Regions from separate parts of the Homo sapiens genome. Here region 1 is linked to region 2. Evidence: read pairs that join two places in POLR2A ChIA-PET (ENCODE). Cell type or tissue: OCI-LY7. All regions are shown on one strand. Links, peaks and the distances in the headings refer to the core of each region. The heading gives the core; the rest is flanking DNA.

Region 1 (5,368 bases), core at 118-5,117, 340 kb before region 2:
CATCTTGGAGCCTGTGAATGTGTTATCAACATGGCCAAGTGGACTGAGGCTGCAGGTGGACTTAGGGTTGGTAATGAGCTGACATTAGAATAGGGAGATTATCCTAGATTGTTGGGTGGCCCAATGTGGTCACAGGGTTCTTAAAAGCAGAAGAATGGACAGAGAAGACAGTCAGGGACGTCACCAAGGAAGGGGGCCAGAGAGATGCAATGGGGCCCGCTGTGAAGGTGGAGGAAGGGGCCACAAGCCCAGGAGGGCCGATGGCCTCTAGAAGCTGGAAGGAGCTAGGAAACTGTGGGCTCCCCGGGCTCCAGAAGGAATGCAGCCTTGCCGACACCTTGATTTTAGCCCAGAGAGAGACCACTGCTGGACTTCTAACCTGCAGAGCAGTCCGAGAGTAAACGCGCTGCTTTAAGCCACGAAGTTTGTGGTCATTTGTTGCAGCAGCCGTAGGAGGCTCATCCAAGGAGGACCCCACCTCCAGCCCGATGCCACGGGGTAGGTTCTGCAGGAGGCCTGTGTGGAACTGGAGTCTCCTTCCCAGGGCATTCCCTGCCTTTGTGGACCGTCCCCTCTGCCTGGAACCCATCCCGTCCTTGGGTCTGCCTCGGGGGTGGCCTCTCCGAGCTGGAATATTGCTGCCACTCCCTCCTCCTGTGCCAGCGGCTCTGAGCTCCTTGTCTGAATCGGTCTGATGCCTGCCACACCCGGCCCAGGCTGGGAGGTCAGACAGCCTGGGCTTCCAATTCCAGCTCTGTGGCAGCATCAGGTTCCCCACTGTGGAAAGGGCACAGGAATCCCTCTCTCCCATTGCTTTCAGGAGCTGTTTGTAAGGAGACTGCTCTTTATAAAACACTAGGGAAAGTCCTGGGGACTTCCTACAACTCGGCAGCCATGCACTGCCGGCTCCAGTCCCACAAATGAAGGGTCACTGAGCACACTTCCCTGGTCATACTCGCCCTCGGCCCTCATATCCCTGAGCCCTTCTTGCAGCATAAGGGCATCAAGACCCTGTGTGGGGAGCCCATTTCTTCCCCAGGAGTAGGTGGTGGGGCACTGCCATTTCTCCTACAGTCCTGCCTTCCCTAGAGAAGGGGGAAGGGCCCCTTCTGGGGTGGTCCTCCTGGGCTGCTGTGGGCCCCAGGCCTACCCATTTAGGCCTCCACGTAAACTCAGACTCTGCCCCATGAAATTAAAAATAAAACAGCACTGAAGTGTAGGATGCACAGAAGGAAGTCTAATTAAGTTCTGACTTTCCATGGCTCAAGGTCACCTTGATGCTTTTATTTAACAGCAATTTTTCTCTCTCCTGTCCGAGATGCACCTGTTGTGCTGGTGCCCTGAGCACATGTGTGGTCGGACGCTTGGGTCATCCGGCGTAGGAATGAGGGGCAGATTCTGCCCACTTCATCCCCCTTGCGGAGAGTCAGGGAACAGCCCATCAACACGTTAGATGCTCTGAGAAGTCCTGTGGTACAGAAACCTGTTTAACAATGTTTCCCCATGTTATTTAACCACAGAGTCCTTTGTTTGCACCTAATAGTAACTTCCAGCTGAGAATGCTTCTTATAAAATGCTGGCCTGGAAATTCTCCAGGGGTTTCCCCAGATCAGCAGGTAGGTAACGCTGACTCGTGAGGTCCCCAGGAGGCAACAGGGTGTGGGGCAGACTGGGTGCTCTGTGTGCAGTTGAATGGCTGAGGTCCCATCAGCTTGCTTGGACTCTGAGGGGAGTGGCAGCTGTGGGCCTCCCTGGGTGCCCGCAGCCCAGTCCAGGCCCCAAAGCAAAAGGACCAGAGTGCATTGCCTGAGGTGGTGGGCGGGTGCAGCTGGTGGGCAGGCCTGGGTGGAACCCCTCACCTTACTGGCTCCTGGCAGCAGGTGCAGCTTGACGTAGGGGTCTGCCAGCCCATTGTGGTCCATTGGCTTCAGGCCCTGGGCAGAGAAGAGCAAACGGTGTGAACTGGAAATCGGGGACATGGAACTGACAGGGCCTGCAGATGCCCTTGTCCCCTGGGTCTCCTGGCTGGGCCCATTCATGGCCCCTTTCACAGAAGCCCCCGGGCCCCACACCTCCAGATGGAGGGAGTGAGGATGGCTCAACGCTGATGCAATCTCCCCTCCCCAAAACATCCTGGCCCAGGGCAGCTGTCATGGGGCCTCTGTCAGGACAGACTTTCTCTTGTCCTCATCCTGGAAGCCAGGTGGCTCCCCCTTCTCTGAGCCTCCCTCTCCACCCTGCTTTGCTCAGGCCCTGCCATCATCCTGACTCCCGTCTCCCATCTACCAAGCGTGGCCTCCTGAGTGGCCATGCCCCTCACTGACCCTAAATCCACATAACCCCGGGACACAGTCTGAGACTAGGCCCCATTTCTGGCCATATTTGCCACAACTCCCAGTCAGTCCACAGAGATCACACAAGCAGACTGGCCACAGAGGGTCCCTCCACAAGATGGCACCCCTCTCTCACTCTGGTTCTTTCAGAAAACCCAGCCACGCGTGCACAGCCAGAGGCACACAGAAGCATGGACAGAGAGGGGCTTTGCTGACCTCAGCAGGCTCTTGTCTCTGAAAATTGCATTTGTTTCCTTCTGGGATGGTGCACAGGGATGCAGGGAGGCAGCTGTGGCATCTGTGGGGGTGCAGCCGGCAACCCCAGGATAGTATTCAAAGGGCTTCTACCCAGCCGGGTCAGGGAGGCAGCTCGGCGGCTCACACCAGGCCCATCTCCAAGGGGAGGCTGGGGCTCCCTCCCAGGCCCACCCCACCTCGGTTTGACGGAGCTCTGGGGGATGCGGCAGGGGCTTCCAACCACCTACTTCCCTGCCACTGGCAAAGGGCAGAGGTTTGGGGGCCTGGCTGGCTTGGGCTCCAGGCTCAGCTCCTGTTCACCAGCTGGGAAGTGGATGAGTTACTTTGCACGCTAAGCCTCAGCTTTATCATCTGTTAAAGGGGTTGGCCGGGCACGGTGGCTCACGCCTGTAATCCCAGCGCTTGAGCCCAGGAGTTCAAGACCAGCCTGGGCAACACAGTAAGACCCTGTCTCTTCAAAAAACTAAAAAATTAGCTGGGTGGGGTGGCATGTGCCTGTGGTTCCAGCAACTAGAGAAGCTGAGGTGGGAGGATCGCTTGAACCTGGGACACGGAGGCTGCAGTGAACCATGATCGCACCACTGCACTCCAGCCTGGGTGACAGAGTGAGACCCTGTCTCAAGTTTAAAAAAAAAAAAAAAAAAAGGGCGGGGGTGTAATACTCCCACCTTCCTAGGGCTGGAGTGAGAGGGAGGGAGACTGTGTGGACACAGGGCCTGGCAGGCAGGGTTTGCTCCCTTCCCTGCACGCCAGGCCCCCGTGAGACGCCGGAGAAGCGGTTGAGGTCTGCTGGGTGCATCTGAGCTGTGCCCTGCACTGTGGGGCTGCCTCTGGGACAGGGCCTGGCTCAGTGGCCCAACACGTGCTCAAGGTGACAAGGCTGCTCTTCCAAACCCAACTCCCTCACCCTGCCTTGCACCTTTCCCACCAAGTGCCTGAAGTGCAGAGTTCTGGGAATCTGGTGGCCTGGCCTGACCAGGCGGTGCCTGACTGCTGTGTCTTATTCTTACAGTCCTTATACATTTGTTTGTTGTAGCTTAAAATGTTTCCATTTGGGCCACGTTTCCTGACACGTTTCACTTACAAACCTTTGGGCCACCACATGTTCTGGCGTATGTCTTTCCAGTGGCTCTGGTGGTCCCACCTCCGTACCCCGAGACACCCGTGGGAGCTAGGCTGGGTCGAGGGGCGCTGTCATGCTGGGACGGGAGTGATGCCTGCTCTGTCCTTCAGACCCCGGGACTGTGACGAGGCCCCTGCTGCTGCTCTCTACTCCTCCACCCGGCAGTTCCCTGAGCACCCTGGGCAGCCACACATTTCGCCAAAAGCAAAAGGACCAGCAGGCACTGCCTGAAGCCCTGTCACTGTGCTGCCACCAACTTCTGTGCCCAAACAGGCAGCTTCCCTGGTCCTGACCCGGGGTTCCGCCAGTGCCTCCACCTTCTGTGGGGCTGGCCTCCCACGGAGCCTGACCTCTGTCCACGGAAGGGGAAGGTCGGGAGGCTGTTTCCAGGGCAGGGAGCTGCTAGTGGGGCCCTTGGGCACATGCTCCCCAGCTTGGGAGTTGGCAAGAGACATAAACTGATCCCATGGTTTAGGGGTGGGCCTCACGGGAGGTGACGTGGTTTGGCGGTGTCCCCACCCAAGTCTCATCTGGAGTTGTACTCCCATAATTCCTACAGGTTGTGGGAAGGACCCAGCGGGAGATAACTGAATCACAAGGGGAGGTTTCTCCCAGACTGTTCTTGACGTAGTGAATACGTCTCACGAGATCTGATGATCTGACACTGTTCTTGAGGTAGTGAATACGTCTCACGAGATCTCATGGTCTGACACTCTTCTTGACGTAGTGAATACGTCTCACGAGATCTCATGGTCTGACACTGTTCTTGAGGTAGTGAATACGTCTCACGAGATCTCATGGTCTGACACTGTTCTTGAGGTAGTGAATACGTCTCACGAGATCTCATGGTCTGACACTGTTCTTGAGGTAGTGAATACGTCTCACGAGATCTCATGGTCTGACACTGTTCTTGAGGTAGTGAATACGTCTCACGAGATCTCATGGTCTGACACTCTTCTTGAGGTAGTGAATACGTCTCACGAGATCTCATGGTCTGACACTCTTCTTGAGGTAGTGAATACGTCTCACGAGATCTCATGGTCTGACACTCTTCTTGAGGTAGTGAATACGTCTCACGAGATCTCATGGTCTGACACTCTTCTTGAGGTAGTGAATACGTCTCACGAGATCTCATGGTCTGACACTGTTCTTGAGGTAGTGAATACGTCTCACGAGATCTGATGGTCTGACACTGTTCTTGAGGTAGTGAATACGTCTCACGAGATCTCATGGTCTGACACTGTTCTTGAGGTAGTGAATACGTCTCACGAGATCTCATGGTCTGACACTGTTCTTGAGGTAGTGAATACGTCTCACGAGATCTCATGGTCTGACACTGTTCTTGAGGTAGTGAATACGTCTCACGAGATCTCATGGTCTGACACTGTTCTTGAGGTAGTGAATACGTCTCACGAGATCTCATGGTCTGACACTGTTCTTGAGGTAGTGAATACGTCTCACGAGATCTCATGGTCTGACACTCTTCTTGAGGTAGTGAATACGTCTCACGAGATCTCATGGTCTGACACTCTTCTTGAGGTAGTGAATACGTCTCACGAGATCTCATGGTCTGACACTCTTCTTGAGGTAGTGAATACGTCTCACGAGATCTCATGGTCTGACACTGTTCTTGAGGTAGTGAATACGTCTCACG
Region 2 (5,368 bases), core at 282-5,281:
TGGGGTTTCACCGTGTTGCCCAGGTCACTCTCAAACTCCTGGGCTCAAGTGATCTGCCTGACTTGGTCTTCCAAAGTCCTGGGATTATAGGTGTGAGCCACCATGCCCAGCCTTAATCATTTTAAGTGGAAATGTAACCATTTTAGGATAATGTCCTACAAAAATGTGAGTACAAGCAAGCAAAGACATTTGCAGAAAGATTTTCACAGATGATGTGAGTCTAATGCCAAAAAACTAAACACAGCCTTTTGGCTATATTGCTAGAAGACTGGCTGTCTCAGTGTATTCACGCTGCTACAATAAAATGCCACGGACTAATTGATAAATAGTAGATCGTTGTTCCTTACAGCTCTGGAGGCCAGGACGTCGAAGATCAGGTGCTGACGGACTCCGTGCCCAGTGAGGGCTGCTCTTTGCTTCCAAGATGGCGCCATGTTGCTTGTTACATGGCAGAAGGCAGAAAGTCACAGGGTGTCACACAGCTCCCCTGCACCTCTTTATAAGGTCATAATCCCATTCTTGAGGCCCCTTCTTCATGATTTAACCACCTCCTAAGGGCCCCACATCTTAATACTATCACATCGGGGATTCACTTTCAACATAAGAATTTTGGAGGGACATATACATTCAAACCATAGCACTGATGACATAAATGATGGGACCGGGTGAAGTGGCTCACGCCTGTAATCCCAGCACTTTGGGAGGCCAAGGAGGGCAGATCACCTGAGGTCAGGAGTTTGAGACCAGCCTGGCCAGCATGGCGAAACCCTGTCTCTACTAAAAAATACAAAAATTAGCCAGGCGTGGTGGCGGGCGCCTGTAATCCCGGCTACTCAAGAGGCTGAGGCAGGAGAATCGCTTGAACCTGGCAGAAGGAGGTTGCAGTGAGCCGAGATCGCACCATTGCACTCCAGCAGCCTGAGGACAGGGCGAGGCTCCGTCTCAAAAAAAAGAAAAAAAATGATGGCATAGCTGAGCTATAAAGCACCAAGCAGCCATTAAAAATAATGAGTAGATCTATACATGGCAAGGGAAAAGTCCAAGATGTACAGTCAGCCTTCTGCATCTGCCAGTTCTGCAGCTACAGATTCAACCAACTCTGGAATGAAAATACAGAATTCTCAGGATGCTGAGAAGTCAAGACCCAAATTTTTGTGCCCACAGGTTCCACAGGGCTGACTCGGGGCCTGGGACCTGAGCATCCAGGATTTTGTTATCTGGCAGGTGGGGGGGCCTGCTTCATGTTAATTTCTTTTTTTTTTTTTTCCTTTGACAAAGTATCTCCTTTTTCCCACATACAGATACAGAGAAATCTTCACAGGAGAGTAGGACTTCTGATATATTTCCATGTAGTGGTTTTTTTTTTGTTGTTGTTTTTTGAGACAGTCTCACTCTGGCTGGAGTGAACTGGCATGATCTCAGCTCACTGAAAGCTCCACCTCCCGGGTTCAAGTGATTCTCCTGCCTCAGCCCCCCGAGTAGCTGGGATTACAGGCATGTGCCACCAAAACTGGCTAATTTTTTTTTTTTTCCCCTGAGATGGCGTCTCGCCTATTGCCCAGGCTGGAGTGCAATGGCGCGATCTTGGCTCATTGCAACCTCCGCCTCCCAGACTCAAATGATTCTCCTGCCTCAGCCTCCCAAGCAGCTGGGATTACAGGTGTGCGCCATGATGCCTGGCTAATTTTTTGTTATCTTTAGTAGGGATGGGCTTTCACCATGTTGGCCAGGCTGGTCTTGTACTCCTGACCTCGTGATCCGCCCGCCTCGGCCTCCCAAAGTGCTGGGATGACAGGCGTGAGCCACCGCGCCCGGCCCCACTGTACTTTAAAAATGAGCATTGCTACTGCAATATTATAGGGTAATAGCAGCACAGGCCACACTGAGCCATCAGTGTCGTCGGTTTTGAGAAGAGACCCGCTGGAGCCAGGCTCTTTAGCTCCTTCTGAGAAACCCTACGGAAAGAGGCGTGGAGCAGGCCCAGCCGGGAGCCCAGGGAGAGTGGACTCCGCACACCGAGACCCGCCTGAGCAGCAGAGAATGGCTTCCGGCTTCCGCACACCGAGACCCGCCGGTGCAGGGGTGAATGGCTTCCGGCTTCCGCACACCGAGACCCGCCGGTGCAGGGGTGAATGGCTTCCGGCTTCCGCACACCGAGACCCACCTGAGCAGCAGAGAATGGCTTCCGGCTTCCGCACACCGAGACCCGCCTGAGCAGCAGAGAATGGCTTCCGGCTTCCGCACACCGAGACCCGCCGGTGCGGGCTTCCTGGGACTTCCATTCTTGATTTGTTGGGGCAAGATTTTCTTTTGATTTCTGTGACTGTTCTCTGTGTAATCATTAAGAAAAAAATGTTATGATAAACTAACCATATTGGCTGACAGCCAGAGTGGTTAGGGGTGAGTAAGGTGTTGAGATTGAGGCCCTAGGAAAGGAAGGTGGAGCCATTTAGAAATGGGGAATTCAGCCGGGTGCGGTGGCTCATGCCTGTAATCCCCACACATTGGGAGGCCGAGGCGGGAGGCTCACTTGAGCCCAAGAGTTTGAGACAAGACTGGGCAATAGAATAAGACCCTGTCTCAAAAAAAAAAAAAAAAAAAAAAAAAAGAGAGAGAGACAAGAAAAGAAAAAAAGAAAAATGGGGGATTCAGGAAGGAAGCTGAGCTTACCTCGAGATGGTGCATATAAGCTAATGATGGGAGTTGGCTAGAAGACAGGAACTGAAAATTGGGGGGAGCTCAGGTGTAGCTGGTGTTTGCACCTGTGATGGCAGGTAAGTCCTCAGGAGCCTGGCATGAAAACAGGGGGCCTAAGACCTCGAGGCCTGGCCGCTGTCAAGGCTCAGAAGGAGAGGAGAGCTGGGGAAGGAGACTAAGAAGTCCCAGAGCCAGTAAAGCAGTTAAGGGAGAATTCCGGAGAGAGGAGGACTCACAGAGTTAAGGGAGAATTCCGGGGAGAGGGGGACTCACACAGTTAAAGGAGTATTCCGGGGAGGAGGACTCAGAGTTAAGGGAGGATTCCGGGGAGAGGGGGACTCACACAGTTAAAGGAGTATTCCAGGGAGGAGGACTCAGAGTTAAGGGAGAATTCCGGGGAGAGGGGGACTCACACAGTTAAAGGAGTATTCCGGGGAGGAGGACTCAGAGTTAAGGGAGGATTCCAGGGAGAGGGGGACTCACACAGTTAAAGGAGGATTCCAGGGAGAGGGGACTCACACACAGATGCCCCTCCACAGATGATGGGGTTACGTCCCAATAAACCCACTGTAAGTTACATTGTTAAGTCAAAAATGCATTTAATACACCTAACCTCCCCAATGTCATAGCTTAGCCTAGCCTACCTTAAACGTGCTCAGAACAGTTACATTATCCTGCAGTTGGGCAGGACAGATGTGAGCCGGGCTAGAAGGGCATCGGTGACCTTCGAGAGAAGGGTCAGGACAGATGTGAGCCAGACGAAGAACCTCAGTGACCTTCGAGAGAAGGAAATGTCAGGACAGATGTGAGCTGGGCTAGAAGGGCATCGGTAACCTTTGAGAGAAGGAAGGGTCAGGACACATGTGAGCCAGATTAGAATAACATCGGTGACCTTCGAGAGAAGGAAGGGTCAGGACAGATGTGAGCCAGATTAGAATAACATCGGTGACCTTCGAGAGAAGGGTCAAGACAGATGTGAGTCAGGCTAGAAGGGCATCGGTGACCTTCCAGAGAAGGGTCAAGACAGATGTGAGTCAGGCTAGAAGGGCATCGGTGACCTTCCAGAGAAGGGTCAAGACAGATGTGAGTCAGGCTAGAAGGGCATCGGTGACCTTCCAGAGAAGGGTCAAGACAGATGTGAGTCAGGCTAGAAGGGCATCGGTGACCTTCCAGAGAAGGGTCAAGACAGATGTGAGTCAGGCTAGAAGGGCATCGGTGACCTTTGAGAGCAGGGTCAGGACAGTGGTTGAGATGGAAGCTGACTTTCTAGAAGGGCATCGGTGACCTTGGAGAGCAGGGTCAGGACAGTGGTTGAGATGGAAGCTGACTTTGTAGAAGAGCATTGGTGACCTTCGAGAGCAGGGTCAGGACAGCGGTTGAGATGGAAGCTGACTTTCTAGAAGAGCACCGGTGACCCTCGAGAGCAGGGTCAGGACAGTGGTTGAGATGGAAGCTGACTTTCTAGAAGAGCACCGGTGACCTTCGAGATCAGGGTCAGGACAGCGGTTGAGATGGAAGCTGACTTTGTAGAAGAGCATTGATGACCTTCGAGATCAGGGTCAGGGCAGTGGTTGAGATGGAAGCTGACTTTCTAGAAGAGCACCGGTGACCCTCGAGAGCAAGGTCAGGACAGCGGTTGAGATGGAAGCTGACTTTGTAGAAGAGCATTGGTGACCTTCGAGATCAGGGTCAGGACAGCGGTTGAGATGGAAGCTGACTTTCTAGAAGAGCACCGGTGACCCTCGAGAGCGGGGTCAGGACAGTGGTTGAGATGGAAGCTGACTTTGTAGAAGAGCATTGGTGACCTTCGAGATCAGGGTCAGGACAGCGGTTGAGATAGAAGCTGACTTTCTAGAAGAGCATTGGTGACCTTCGAGAGCAGGGTCAGGACAGCGGTTGAGATGGAAGCTGACTTTCTAGAAGAGCACCGGTGACCCTCGAGAGCGGGGTCAGGACAGTGGTTGAGATGGAAGCTGACTTTGTAGAAGAGCATTGGTGACCTTCGAGATCAGGGTCAGGACAGCGGTTGAGATGGAAGCTGACTTTCTAGAAGAGCATTGGTGACCTTCGAGAGCAGGGTCAGGACAGCGGTTGAGATGGAAGCTGACTTTCTAGAAGAGCACCGGTGACCCTCAAGAGCGGGGTCAGGACAGTGGTTGAGATGGAAGCTGACTTTGTAGAAGAGCATTGGTGACCTTCAAGATCAGGGTCAGGACAGCGGTTGAGATGGAAGCTGACTTTCTAGAAGAGCACCGGTGACCCTCAAGAGCGGGGTCAGGACAGTGGTTGAGATGGAAGCTGACTTTGTAGAAGAGCATTGGTGACCTTCGAGATCAGGGTCAGGACAGCGGTTGAGATGGAAGCTGACTTTCTAGAAGAGCATTGGTGACCTTCGAGAGCAGGGTCAGGACAGCGGTTGAGATGGAAGCTGACTTTCTAGAAGAGCATTGGTGACCTTCGAGAGCAGGGTCAGGACGGTGGTTGAGATGGAAGCTGACTTTCTAGAAGAGCATTGGTGACCTTCGAGAGCAGGGTCAGGACAGCGGTTGAGATGGAAGCTGACTTTCTAGAAGAGCACCGGTGACCTTTGAGAGCGGGGTCAGGACAGTGGTTGAGATGGAAGCTGACTTTGTAGAAGAGCATTGGTGACCTTCGAGAGCAGGGTCAGGAC

The links. Peaks named below come from ENCODE experiments on the same cell type or tissue, not always from the same donor. Only the 100,000 strongest peaks of a DNase experiment are listed, where the experiment ranks them.
Region 1: POLR2A ChIA-PET joins it to region 2 with 26 read pairs; 1 of 35 experiments calls an interaction of 5 or more read pairs at or near these places.

What each region holds. Positions count from the first base shown.
Region 1 is chr17:162,271-167,638 of GRCh38, forward strand. DOC2B (double C2 domain beta) reads right to left here. Exons shown (of 9, transcript NM_003585.5): 3 at 1,860-1,934. Among named protein-coding and RNA genes, the nearest start is that of DOC2B, 17 kb to the right of the region's middle. In OCI-LY7, for the core only: a CTCF peak has its summit at 2,447 (motif pointing right); a DNase peak (open chromatin) is centred at 2,461.
Region 2 is chr17:501,000-506,367 of GRCh38, forward strand. No RefSeq gene overlaps it. Among named protein-coding and RNA genes, the nearest start is that of VPS53-AS1, 19 kb to the right of the region's middle. In OCI-LY7, for the core only: no CTCF peak of the experiment used is centred there; a DNase peak (open chromatin) is centred at 2,212; H3K4me3 peaks cover 1,978 bases; H3K27ac peaks cover 1,908 bases.